Linked DNA regions of Homo sapiens: regions 2, 3 and 4 are each linked to region 1. Evidence: chromatin contacts called from ENCODE Hi-C or POLR2A ChIA-PET data. All regions are on one chromosome and are shown on one strand. Each heading gives the region's core, a stretch centred on a gene start or an enhancer-like site at or near the end of the contact. The rest is flanking DNA. Distances are from core to core; before and after follow the strand shown. Region 1 has its middle 29 kb from the start of DDX6. Region 2 holds the start of UPK2 (uroplakin 2). Region 3 holds the start of HYOU1 (hypoxia up-regulated 1). Region 4 holds the start of ARCN1 (archain 1 coat protein complex I subunit delta).

The links. A loop is a pair of places that touch in the nucleus more often than their neighbours do. ChIA-PET counts read pairs that join two places held with the same protein, here RNA polymerase II (POLR2A). Pooled maps may share reads with other maps.
Region 2: a pooled map shows a loop between it and region 1 (2.5-fold over the local background). The contact joins the promoter of UPK2 here to the enhancer-like site in region 1. A Hi-C loop is called at or near these places in 3 of 50 pooled maps. POLR2A ChIA-PET finds 5 or more read pairs at or near these places in 5 of 52 experiments (Caco-2, PC-9, WTC11 and 2 more).
Region 3: a map with no recorded cell type shows a loop between it and region 1 (5-fold over the local background). The contact joins the promoter of HYOU1 here to the enhancer-like site in region 1. A Hi-C loop is called at or near these places in 1 of 37 single-sample maps with no recorded cell type and 3 of 50 pooled maps. POLR2A ChIA-PET finds 5 or more read pairs at or near these places in 3 of 52 experiments (AG04450, HEK293 and PC-9).
Region 4: a loop to region 1 is called in a pooled map, with 4 times the contacts of the local background. The contact joins the promoter of ARCN1 here to the enhancer-like site in region 1. A Hi-C loop is called at or near these places in 2 of 50 pooled maps. POLR2A ChIA-PET finds 5 or more read pairs at or near these places in 5 of 52 experiments (AG04450, GM12878, Panc1 and 2 more).

Annotation. Positions count from the first base shown.
Region 1 is chr11:118,819,217-118,821,916 of GRCh38, reverse strand. It overlaps the pseudogene COX7CP3. Among named protein-coding and RNA genes, the nearest start is that of DDX6, 29 kb to the right of the region's middle. RefSeq lists an enhancer at 777-856. Within about 2 kb of position 1,381, at least 22 of the 41 ENCODE cell types and tissues checked have a DNase peak (open chromatin) inside an H3K27ac peak, as active enhancers do; they include GM12878, where a contact is called at or near this core.
Region 2 is chr11:118,954,879-118,957,578 of GRCh38, reverse strand. It overlaps UPK2 (uroplakin 2), which reads right to left and starts at 1,281. Exons shown (of 5, transcript NM_006760.4): 1 at 1,153-1,281; 2 at 565-696; 3 at 233-371. The coding sequence starts at 1,228.
Region 3 is chr11:119,055,864-119,058,563 of GRCh38, reverse strand. HYOU1 (hypoxia up-regulated 1) reads left to right here and starts at 1,359. Exons shown (of 26, transcript NM_006389.5): 1 at 1,359-1,544; 2 at 2,397-2,494. The coding sequence starts at 2,404. RefSeq lists enhancers at 852-901, 1,261-1,760, 1,761-2,261 and silencers at 1,132-1,411, 1,502-1,781.
Region 4 is chr11:118,570,967-118,573,666 of GRCh38, reverse strand. It overlaps ARCN1 (archain 1 coat protein complex I subunit delta), which reads right to left and starts at 1,258. Exons shown (of 10, transcript NM_001655.5): 1 at 1,117-1,258. The coding sequence starts at 1,119. It also overlaps a transcript of IFT46 not described here. RefSeq lists enhancers at 877-956, 1,467-1,596.

The DNA of each region.
Region 1 (2,700 bases), core at 132-2,631:
CTAATGCTCCGTCCCCACATGGAGCTCTTGGAAGCTCCACCAAAGTTGCAGAGACCCAAGCCAGAAGCAATGGCGGCACCAAACCCACTTGTTCATACCAAGTCCTCCTTTGCTCAGGACCTTGTTCCCCTGTGTCTGAAAGAGTAAATGTAAACGGTATTAACACAGGTATGGGGTAGATATGAACAAGGACTAGCCAACTTTCAGGAGTTTGAACTTCTACACAGACAATTGTAAAGATCTATGTAGGACTCCTCAGTTATTTTGTAGGAAGAAATTGATAATTCCTTGATAATTGATAATGCCTTTTTTTTTTTTTGAGATGGAGTCCCACTCTGTTGCCCAGGCTGGAGGGCAGTGGCACGATCTCGGCTCCCTGCAACCTCTGCCTCCTGGGTTCAAGCAATTCTCCTGCCTCAGCCTCCCGAGTAGCTGGGAATACAGGTGCGTGCCACCACACCCGGCTAATTTTTTGTATTTTTAGTAGAGACGGAGTTTCACCACGTTGGCCAGGCTGGTCTTGAACTCCTGACCTTGGATGATTCACCTGCCTCAGCCTCCTAAAGGGCTGGGGTTACAGGCATGAGCCACTGCGCCTGGCCAATATCCTCTATCTTTAATAAGCATGTCCAAGCAAGAATGGGATGGCTAACTAATCTGAATTCCAGCCAGTCCATGGAAGGTGATGTAAGGTGAAAAAATATGATTTCACAGGGCCAGGCATCATCACATCACCGAGCTACTTGTGAATTAGATAAGCCTATTCGCATGAGGGGACTCTGAGCATGAGTGGGAATCCCACAAAAGTCAAGCTACAAGGTTGAAGGTAGAGGGGGAATACCAAACCGGAACCTGACATTTCATACTGCTTCCCTGACAGGTCCTTTCAAAGAAACAAGAACTGAAATGCAGGCTTAACTGGCATGCAAAACAGGCAGCTATTTCAGTCTGAATCATGAGCAGGGGCCACAGTGGGCTATCTGAAACTGAGGGGCAAAGGAAATCTGCACACCAAGGCCTGAGCTGCTTATGACAAATAATTGAAACTGTCCAGGCAACTGGTCCATTCCAAGCATTAGCTGTGCTGGGAGCTGAGCCATGAAGCAGAATTTTAGATTTTCTTTCTTGCTAGAGCCGTGCAACAATGATCCTTCCCCTCCACCCCTCCCCTCTTCCCCAATATTCCTGCATTCCCCTTGCCTGTCACAGGACTGCGGGGCAGTGGCCTCTTAGCATGGCTTTCCTTTGACTGCGGTGTTGCCACGTCACCTGGTGCTCGGCCCCTCCCCCGCCCTGGCACAGGGTCATAACAGCCTGCAGTGTTGCCAAGGAGCTGGCACCGTCCAGACCCAGTGCACAGGGATGGGCCTGAGATGGCCGGCCACGTCATCTGTCACCCAGGGTGTTTATGCACCCTGCAGTCCAGCAATGCCAGGATCTGCCAAGAATCTTCAGGTTTATTATGCTTTCTTTGGCCTTCAAGAACTGGATGGCTGGCCAGGCGCGGTGGCTCATGCCTGTAATCGCAGCACTTTGGGAGGCCGAGATGGGTGGATCACAAGTTCAGGAGTTTGAGACCAGCCTGGCCAATATAGTGAAACCCTGTCTCTACTAAAAAAACCACAAAAATTAGCCGGGTGTGGTAGTGGGCGCCTGTAGTCCCAGCTACTCAGGAGACTGAGGCAGGAGAATCGCTTGAACCCAGGAGGCGGAGGTTGCAGTGAGCTGAGATCGCGCCATTCTACTCCAGCCTGGGCAACAGAGTGAGACTCCATCTCAAAATAAAATAAAATAAATAAATAAAATAAAAAGCCTGGATGGCTATCATTAAAACAAGTCACAGAAAGCTCTGATGGAAATAATTTTCAGACTTCCCTCTTGAAATATACCTTTTCTGCCTTTTTCCTGCCAATTCATTTTCCTCTCTCCCTCATCTCCCCTTCTGAAAAGGCTTCCTTCACCCTAAGACCTACTCACGCAGGCTCCTAGTCCTCTGTTCCGTACATCAGAAAGGAAGTTTTCTTTCAAGGCCCAGCCGCCTCCTAATCAGGGAAGCTGAAGGAGTGCTTAGAGAAGGTAAATACATTGTGATATTATCTTAAGTTATATAAATGTCTTCGGTACCTAGTCGGCACCAAATGTATTTAGCTTAATTGAAATCAGATGCAAAAATACATGTCCTTGAGAGCCAAAGAAAATTTAATTTTTAAATTATTTATGCACACATAATTCTTAAAATCTCAGGCTCTAGACAGACCTAAGTTTAAATTGAGGCTTTAACAATTACTGGTTGTGACCTTTAACAACTCACCTCATTTCTCTGAACTGCCTCATTTATAAAATGAAGATTATAATAACAAGCCCCTTAGGGCTTTGAGAGGATTAAATGTGATACTCTATGTAAATGAGCCATTTATTCACACTTGTAAACAGTTAAGCCACATGCATCATTCTGAGTGTGTGTACATATTCTTTCATAAATTATCTCTTTTTTTTTTTTTTTTTTGAGACAGGGTCTCGCTCTGTCGCCCAGGCTAATCACAGCTTACTGTAGCCTTGACTTCTCAGGCTCAAGAAATCATCCCGCTTCAGCCTCATGAATAGCTGGGAAGTGCAGGTGCATGACACCATGCATGGCTAAATTTTTTATTTTTAATGGAAATGAGGTCTCACCATGTTGCCCAGGCTGGTCTCAAACTC
Region 2 (2,700 bases), core at 32-2,531, 140 kb before region 1:
AGTAGAGAACCCTCAGTGAGTATTGGGACTTACAGGAAGAGGGGCTCCAGCCTGGGCCACCTACCCTCACAGCTGTGTCTCCCCTATGTGCACTCCTCCAAGAGGCCCAGCTTTCACCCCCTTTTGCTGTGCCCTCACCCTCTCCTCATGCCCACCAGATCTCCCCCACACTAGCTTCTCTCTCTTCCTGCACCCCCTTCCCTAGGTGCCTCAGGCTGGACCCAGTACCTACTAGAATTTGGTTCCTGGCACGAGGTTTGTCACCTGGTATGCACTGAGCCGAGTGACTGTGAAGCCAGCACCACTGTCCACCACACTCACCAGTTCCCTGCGCCCACGGCACGGAGGCACCACAAAGCTGGACGTCACCACTGGGCAGAAGTGGCGGGAGGGGAAGACTGGGTCAAGTTTCTGGAGGCCCCAAGGAGAAGGGGCAGCTTTTAGAGTGTGGGTACCCCAGGAGACGGGTGGACAGGAAGGCATGAATGGGGAAAAGGGTGCAGAGGGTGTCGCAGGAAGGGGTCTTTGGGGACTAGAGGGATGCCTTGGGAGAAGGTAGCAGACCTTTGCTGTCATTGGCTCTCCGGACCATCAGTGTGGCATTGCCTCCTGTGAGGTGACAGGGGGGCAAGGCAACCAGCAGGCTCTCCGTTAGCGCCGGGGACAGCAGACCAGAGAGGCTTGAGATGTTGAAGTCTGATGGGAGGCAGGAGGGAGCTCCGATGGGGACTGACCCCTCCTGGCCAACAGATCTGGCCCGGTCCCATTGGAGCCATCTCCCTTTCCACTCTGTGAACCCTGGGCAGAACAGCCAGGCCTGTGCCAGTATGACCACCAGGTGGCAGGCTTGGGCTGCAGAAGCTGCACCCTCCACCAAGCGGTCCCCAGAGCCAGAACCTGGATGCCAGGAGTCGGGCAGCGCCCAACCTCACCCCTCCCCGCAGCATCGGATCCTTGCCCACACCTCTCTGCCTCCTAGGTCTGGAGGAGGATCAGGAGTGTACCCTGAGCCCAGTGTCTGATACCCAGTCACTGCCATCACCAGCCCTGACTCCCAACTGTCCAGACCTCTCTTTGAGAGCCCTGGAAGGTACAGTGCTCCCTGTCCAGGCCCCCAGCCCCCTTCCCACCCCTGCCAGAGATGGAAGAGACCTGCAGCCCCTGGGGACAGCAGAGCCAGCAGAATCAGGATCAAGGGCAAGGTCCGGATGGGCAGCAGGGGTGCCATGCTGGGCTGGGAGGTGGAATAGGTGCTGGCAGGCTGGGGTTCCTGAGGCAAGTGAGGCCCTGCCCCTGGGGTGGCTGATTTTGTCCTGGGGGTGGGAGGGGCTGGAGGGGAATCCAGTCCAACCTGCCCCTTGGGCCCTATAGCCTCAAAGGGGTGGGGAGAGCAGACAGGTTTTTCAGGATGGGGAGCTGGCCCTCAGGCCAGGAGGGGGGATGCCCTGGCTGGGTCTTGATGGTGTAACTAAGGTGGGGAAAGAAATCACCCCTTCTTCTGGGACTCCCGTGCATAAGGCAGTGTTCCTGTGTGCACGGGCATCTGGAGACTGGCCAGTCCTTGGAGGACTGCTCCCCCGATGTGGTGGGGGTCTTTCCCCCACCCCTCAGAAGGGTGATGAGTTTGGAAGTTGCCCTGATATGTAGGAAGAGAATACTCCAAGGGGCTACTGAAAGGGCCTTGAGTGGGTAAGAATGGGAGAGAAACATTCTGGTGGGGAGGGGCAGCAGACTGAGGGTTTCAATTCTTGGAGTGCACTGAGGCTTAGGTACTGCTGCTCTGGGAGAGGCAGGGGCTGTGGGGGCCAGGGAGCACATGCGGTTTCAGATTCCTCTGGAGGGTGGGGACGAAGGTGGCCATGGAAGACTTCTGGAGAGACCAGAGAGACAGACATTGACCCTGGCCAGCAGGGGTTGGGGGTGGGCACAGTCAGCCTTGGGCAGCAACCATTTGTTGAACTGAGAATGGAGAAAAGAGACCTCGTAAGATAACATGAAAAAGAGACAGAACTTCCCTGACTGCCTCCTCCAGCCCTGGGCTACATCAGAAAGAAGCAGAGGAGTTCTGAGCAGAGGGAGGGGAGAGGAGTCAGGACGTCTTCCGGGCCCTGGGTAGGGGTTCTGTGTGCTCCATTGTAGCCCTACAGCCACCCTGGGTGGTAGCTGGTACTGGCTTCCTTTTGTAGTAGAACTGAGGCCAGGCACAGTGGCTCATGCCTGTAATCCCAGCACTTTGGGAGGCCAAGGTGGGAGGATCACTCGAGGCCAGGAGTTCAAGACCAGCCTAGGCAACACAGAGAGTTTGATCTCTATTAAAATAGAAAAGAGATCAGCCGGGCGTGGTGGCTCATGCCTGTAATCCCAGCACTTTGGGAGGCCGAGGTGGGCGGATCACCTGAGGTCAGGAGTTCGAGATCAGCCTGGCCAATATGGCGAAACACCATCTCTACCAAAAATACAAAAACTAACGCGGTGGTGTGTGCCTGTAATCCCAGCTACTCGGGAGGCTGAGACAGGAGAAACACTGGAACCCAGGAGGTGGAGGTTGCAGTGAGCCGAGATTGTGCCCCTGCACTCCAGCCTGGGCAACTAAGTGAAACTCTGTCTCAGAAAATTGAGAGAGAGAGAGAGAGAGAAAAGTGGAAACTGAGACTCAGACACATAGAGTTACTTGTGGAAAGTGGAATACTTTGTCGGGAG
Region 3 (2,700 bases), core at 110-2,609, 240 kb before region 1:
ACACCGGACCACTCTCCACCTAAGCATCACGAAAAATGTAGAGAAAGGAAGAGCTAAGAGCTCCTTAAACAAGTTCAGGCTTGACACAACCCTGGCCCTGACAGCCAGGGTCTTCAAGCGGGCCTTTCTGTGAAGGGTGGCCAGGCATCAACTTAGTAGGAGAGAAAACAGATGACTTATTTCCATCCACACTTAAGGAAAATGCAGTCTCCAAGGACTGCGTACATTTCTTTTTCGAGAAGGAGTCTCGCTGTTGTCGCCCAGGCTGGAGTGCAGTGGCGCAGTCTGGGCTCACAGCAACCTCTGCCTCCCGGATTCAAGCAATTCTCCTGCCTCAGCCTCGTGAGTAGCTGGGATTACAGGCACCCGCCACCACGCCTGGCTAATTTTTGTAGTTTTGGTAGAGACGGGGTTTCACCATGTTGGCCAGGCTGGTCTCGAACTCCTGACCTCCAGTGATTCGCCCGCCTTGGCCTCCCAAAATGCTGGGATTACAGGCGTGAGCCACCGCGCCCGGGCGACTGCGCACATTTCTATGGAGCTGTAAGTTAAAAGAGAAGGCAGTGAGGTGCTTCTGTCATTCTATGACAGAAACAGCTAAAGAGTAGAGAAATGTTCACAAGATTTAATAGAACAGAAATAGGAGAAGGTGCACACAAGCTCAACCAACTATAGCCTCACAAATAAAAGTGTCTTTTGTGTGTAGTACTTAAGTTTGGAATATTCTTTCTTATACAAATGAGTGGGGCTTAACCTAAGAAATCCTGGCCAGATTCTGCGACGAATGCATCGGTTATCTCTGACCCATCAGCAAACATCTTTTTCTGTGGCTTCAGTTTCCTCAGTAAAACAGAGGGGGTTGCGACGGACTCAGTCCGAGGGACAGCCATTCTCCAACGTCTATCCAAAGCCTAGGGCACCTCAATACTAACCGGCAGGCCAGCGCCCCCTCCGCGGGGCTGCGGACAGGACGCCTGTTATTCCATTCCTCGGCCGGGCTCTACAGGTGACCGGAAGAAGAGCCCCGAGTGCGGGACTGCAGTGCGCCCGACCTGCTCTAGGCGCAGGTCACTCCCGAACCCCGGCAGCAAAGCATCCAGCGCCGGAAAAGGTCCCGCGGTCGCCCCGGGGCCGGCGCTGGGGAGGAAGGAGTGGAGCGCGCTGGCCCCGTGACGTGGTCCAATCCCAGGCCGACGCCGGCTGCTTCTGCCCAACCGGTGGCTGGTCCCCTCCGCCGCCCCATTACAAGGCTGGCAAAGGGAGGGGGCGGGGCCTGGGACGTGGTCCAATGAGTACGCGCGCCGGGGCGGCGGGGGCGGGGCCGGGCGCGCAGCGCAGGGCCGGGCGGCCGAGGCTCCAATGAGCGCGCGCCGCGTCCGGGGCCGGCTGGTGCGCGAGACGCCGCCGAGAGGTTGGTGGCTAATGTAACAGTTTGCAAACCGAGAGGAGTTGTGAAGGGCGCGGGTGGGGGGCGCTGCCGGCCTCGTGGGTACGTTCGTGCCGCGTCTGTCCCAGAGCTGGGGCCGCAGGAGCGGAGGCAAGAGGTAGCGGGGGTGGATGGAGGTGCGGGCCGGCCACCCCTCCTAGGGGAGACAGCGTGCGAGCTCCGGGGGCGGGTCGGGAGCGCAAGGGAGGGCCGCGCGGACGCCGGGCGCTCGGCCTCGCACCGGGGGGCACGCAGCTCGGCCCCCGGTCTGTCCCCACTTGCTGGGGCGGGCCGGGATCCGTTTCCGGGAGTGGGAGCCGCCGCCTTCGTCAGGTGGGGTTTAGGTGAACACCGGGTAACGGCTACCCGCCGGGCGGGGAACCTTACCGCCCCTGGCACTGCGTCTGTGGGCACAGCGGGGCCGGGGAGTGAGCTGGGAAAGGGGAGGGGGCGGGACAACCCGCAGGGATGCCGAGGAGGAGATAGGCCTTTCCTTCATCCTAGCTACCCCCAACGTCATTACCTTTCTCTTCCCGTCCAGGCCCAGCTGGCTTTCCCCGTCAGCGGGGGAGCTCCAGGTGTGGGGAGGTGGTTGAGCCCTGGGCGGGGATCCCTGGCCGCACCCCAGGTGTCTGACAACAGGCACAGTGCTGCGGTGCGCCACTCACTGCCTGTGTGGTGGACAAAAGGCTCGGGTCTCCTTTCTCTTGTCCTGTTAGCTTCTCTGTTTAGGGATGTGGCAAAGCCGAGGACCCATGCTCTTTCACTTGGGCCTTTGTGTGGGCGCTGCTGGGATGATTAGAGAATGGTTTGTACCCATCAGGAGGGAGAAGGGGAGAAGTAGGCTGATCTGCCCTGGGTAAGAATGAAGTAGATATGAATCTTACAGCCTCTCCGTTCTGGGATGTGATTCTGTCTCCTTCACTCCGGGTATCCAGTTTTAAGTGTTTTCTTTCTTCGCCTCCCCCAGGGGCACTATGGCAGACAAAGTTAGGAGGCAGAGGCCGAGGAGGCGAGTCTGTTGGGCCTTGGTGGCTGTGCTCTTGGCAGACCTGTTGGCACTGAGTGGTATGTACCCCAGTAGAGGGAGCAAATGGATAAATGATGACTGAAGGATGCATGATGGGAATTGAGCTTGGGGCTGTTGGCCAGAAGTCTCTTGAGTTGTTAGGTCCAGGCCTTTTTGTCTTTTGCCATCTTCGTTTACCCATGGAAAGTGGTATGCTTTGATTAGAGGGAGTCCCAGGAAGGTGGGCGAAGGGAGAGCTAACTGA
Region 4 (2,700 bases), core at 9-2,508, 250 kb after region 1:
TTCTGCCATCTCTCAGGTACACTGGACGATGTTTTAAATCAAGTTATCTATTGACAAAAGAATAAAAAAGAACAGAACAGAACATCCTTCAAAAGACTAAAGGACATAAGGTGCACTGAAAAATAAATTACTAGCTTTTTTGAAACCAAAGAATGTCTACTACTTCATGAATATCCACAAATCACAGCGATAAAGGAAGATTGAGTGATGTCAGCAGTTCTGATTTCCTCCATCCTCAACCACATTAACCTTTCTCATCCTTGTAACAGATGAGTATACAAAGATAACGCATGGGAAGGCAAGTAACTGGTCTCGGAGGCTAACCCATCCCTCTTACTCCACCTCCTGTGAGACATCTGACTACGACATGCCACATACACATTTTTCTTCACCTGGACAATAAGTTCCTTGAAGGCAAACCCTGTGTTCTCTGGAACCTGCTCACATTTTCCCAGTGGTCTACACAGTGTATGTACCCCGAGTCACACTAACAAATGGACACAAGTGAGTTCTGCGGAAGTAGTGGAAGGTTTCAGAGACACTTGGGTCCTATACATTAGTGTTAGAAGTTACTCCTTTCCGCTCTGTGTCTCCATTTCCCCCTTCTGAACAAAAAGAAAAATTTCTGGACACCAGTGGATTTGCATTTCGAGTTATCAACGGCCTAGCAAACACCGGGGGTGGGAGACAAGCTCTGATTAACAGAAGGACCAGAACCTCCGGAGACAGGCCCAGCCTGCTGAGCCTAAGCGCCAGGGAACCGGCGGGACAGCATCAGTTCCGAGGTCCGCAGCCTGGGACCCGCACCACCACCACGAAGTTCTCGCAGAGCAAAAACGCCGGGCCGTCTCAGGGGCAGGTCCCAGCAAACGAGGGAGTCCAGCTGGTTGGGGGGTGGTGCGGAAGCGGGCACGACGACAGATGGACTGGAGTCAGCTCCATCGGATCTCCAGGAGACCGGGCACAGGAGGCCACACTGCTCCCCGAGCCCGGAGCAAAAGCACTCTGCCCTAGACCCTCAGGGCGGGGCTCCTCCGGCCCCTGCCCCAGGCCCGCCGACAAGGAGAGACGGTGAGGCTCGGACCCCAGGAGTTCGGGTCCTGGCTCGGATCTTACCATGGTGAGGGCGGTGGTGGGGCGCGCCCGCACTCCGGCTCCACTGGGGATAGGGGTAGGGTCTGGGGAACGGGAGCACCAGCAGCTCTGGACCTGCTGCCCCCTTGACAGGAACCGCTGCCGCTTCGCCTCTTGCCAAGATGGCGGCCCCAAGCCACGTCTTCAACCGGAAGCGGCGCAGGTCAAAGGGCGGGGGGGGGGGCGGGGCCTGTGGGCTGGGGAAATTGAGGGTACCCCGCTCCGGTTACGATTAAGCCCAGGAGGTGTAGGGGGCGTTCACCCTCCAGCTGTGGAACCTCGTATCTCTCCCCTTTCACTGTCATCGCCTTCATTTATTTTGCGTCACATCTTACAGTTTAACAAGCCGCTGGCACAGCCACTATTATTTAATATACAGGATAACCTGTGTGCCTAAAAGACCAGTATCCGGAATATATAAAGAACTTTTTTTTTTTTTTTTTGAGATGGAGTCTCACTCTGTCGCCCAGGCTGGAGTGCAATGGCGTGATCTCGGCTCACTGCAACCTCCACTTCCCAGGTTCAAGCGATTCTTCTGCCTCAGCCTCCGGAGTAGCTGGGATTACAGGCACGCGCCACACCACGCTCGGCTGTTTTTTGTATTTTTAGTTGAGACGGGGTTTCACCATGTCGGCCAGGCTAGCCTCAAACTTCTGACCCCAAGTGATCCGCCCGCCTCAGCCTCCCAATGTTGGGATTACAGGCGTCAGCCACCGCGCCTGGCCTAAGAACTCTTATAACTCAGCAATAAAAAGACAAATACAGTATTCCTGTCTAAAAATGGGCTTCATCTGCAAAATGGAGGGAGTAGAAAACACAAAATTAAAATGAGCAAAAGATTTGAATAGATATGTGTCCAAAGAAGATATATAAATGGCTAATATGCACATTAAGAAATGTTGAATATCCTTAGGGAAATGGAAATCAGACCCGTGGTGAGACGTCATTTCACACTCACTAGGATGGCTATCATAATAATTGTTGGTGAGGATGAATGTAAAATAGTGCAGCCACGTTGGAAAAGAGTTTGGCAGTTCCTCAAAAAGTTAAACAAAATTACCACATGACTGAGCAATTCCACTCATAGGTACATACCCAGGAGAACTGAATATATGTCAACACAAAAATGTGTACTCTAATGTTCATAGCAGCATTATTCATAGTAGCCAAAAAGTGGAGACAATCCAAACAAATCCATTCATCAATAGATGTGGCATATATATGCAATGGAATATTATTTAGTCACAAAAAGGAATAAAGTACTGACATGCTACAATATGGATGAACCTTGAGAATATTATGTGAAAAAAGACGGATACAATGGGGCACTCATATATGATTCCATTAATACGAAAGATCCAGAATAGAAGAAAATCCACAGAGACAGAAACTAGCTTAGTGATTTCCAGGGGCTCAGGAAGGGTAGGAATAGAGAGTGACAGTTAATTAGTGTAAGATTTATTTCTGGAATAATTAAAACATTCTGGAATTAAGCCAGGCATGGTGGCATGATCCTAGAGTCCCAGCTACTTGGGAGGCTGAGTTGGGAGGATGGCTTGAGACCAG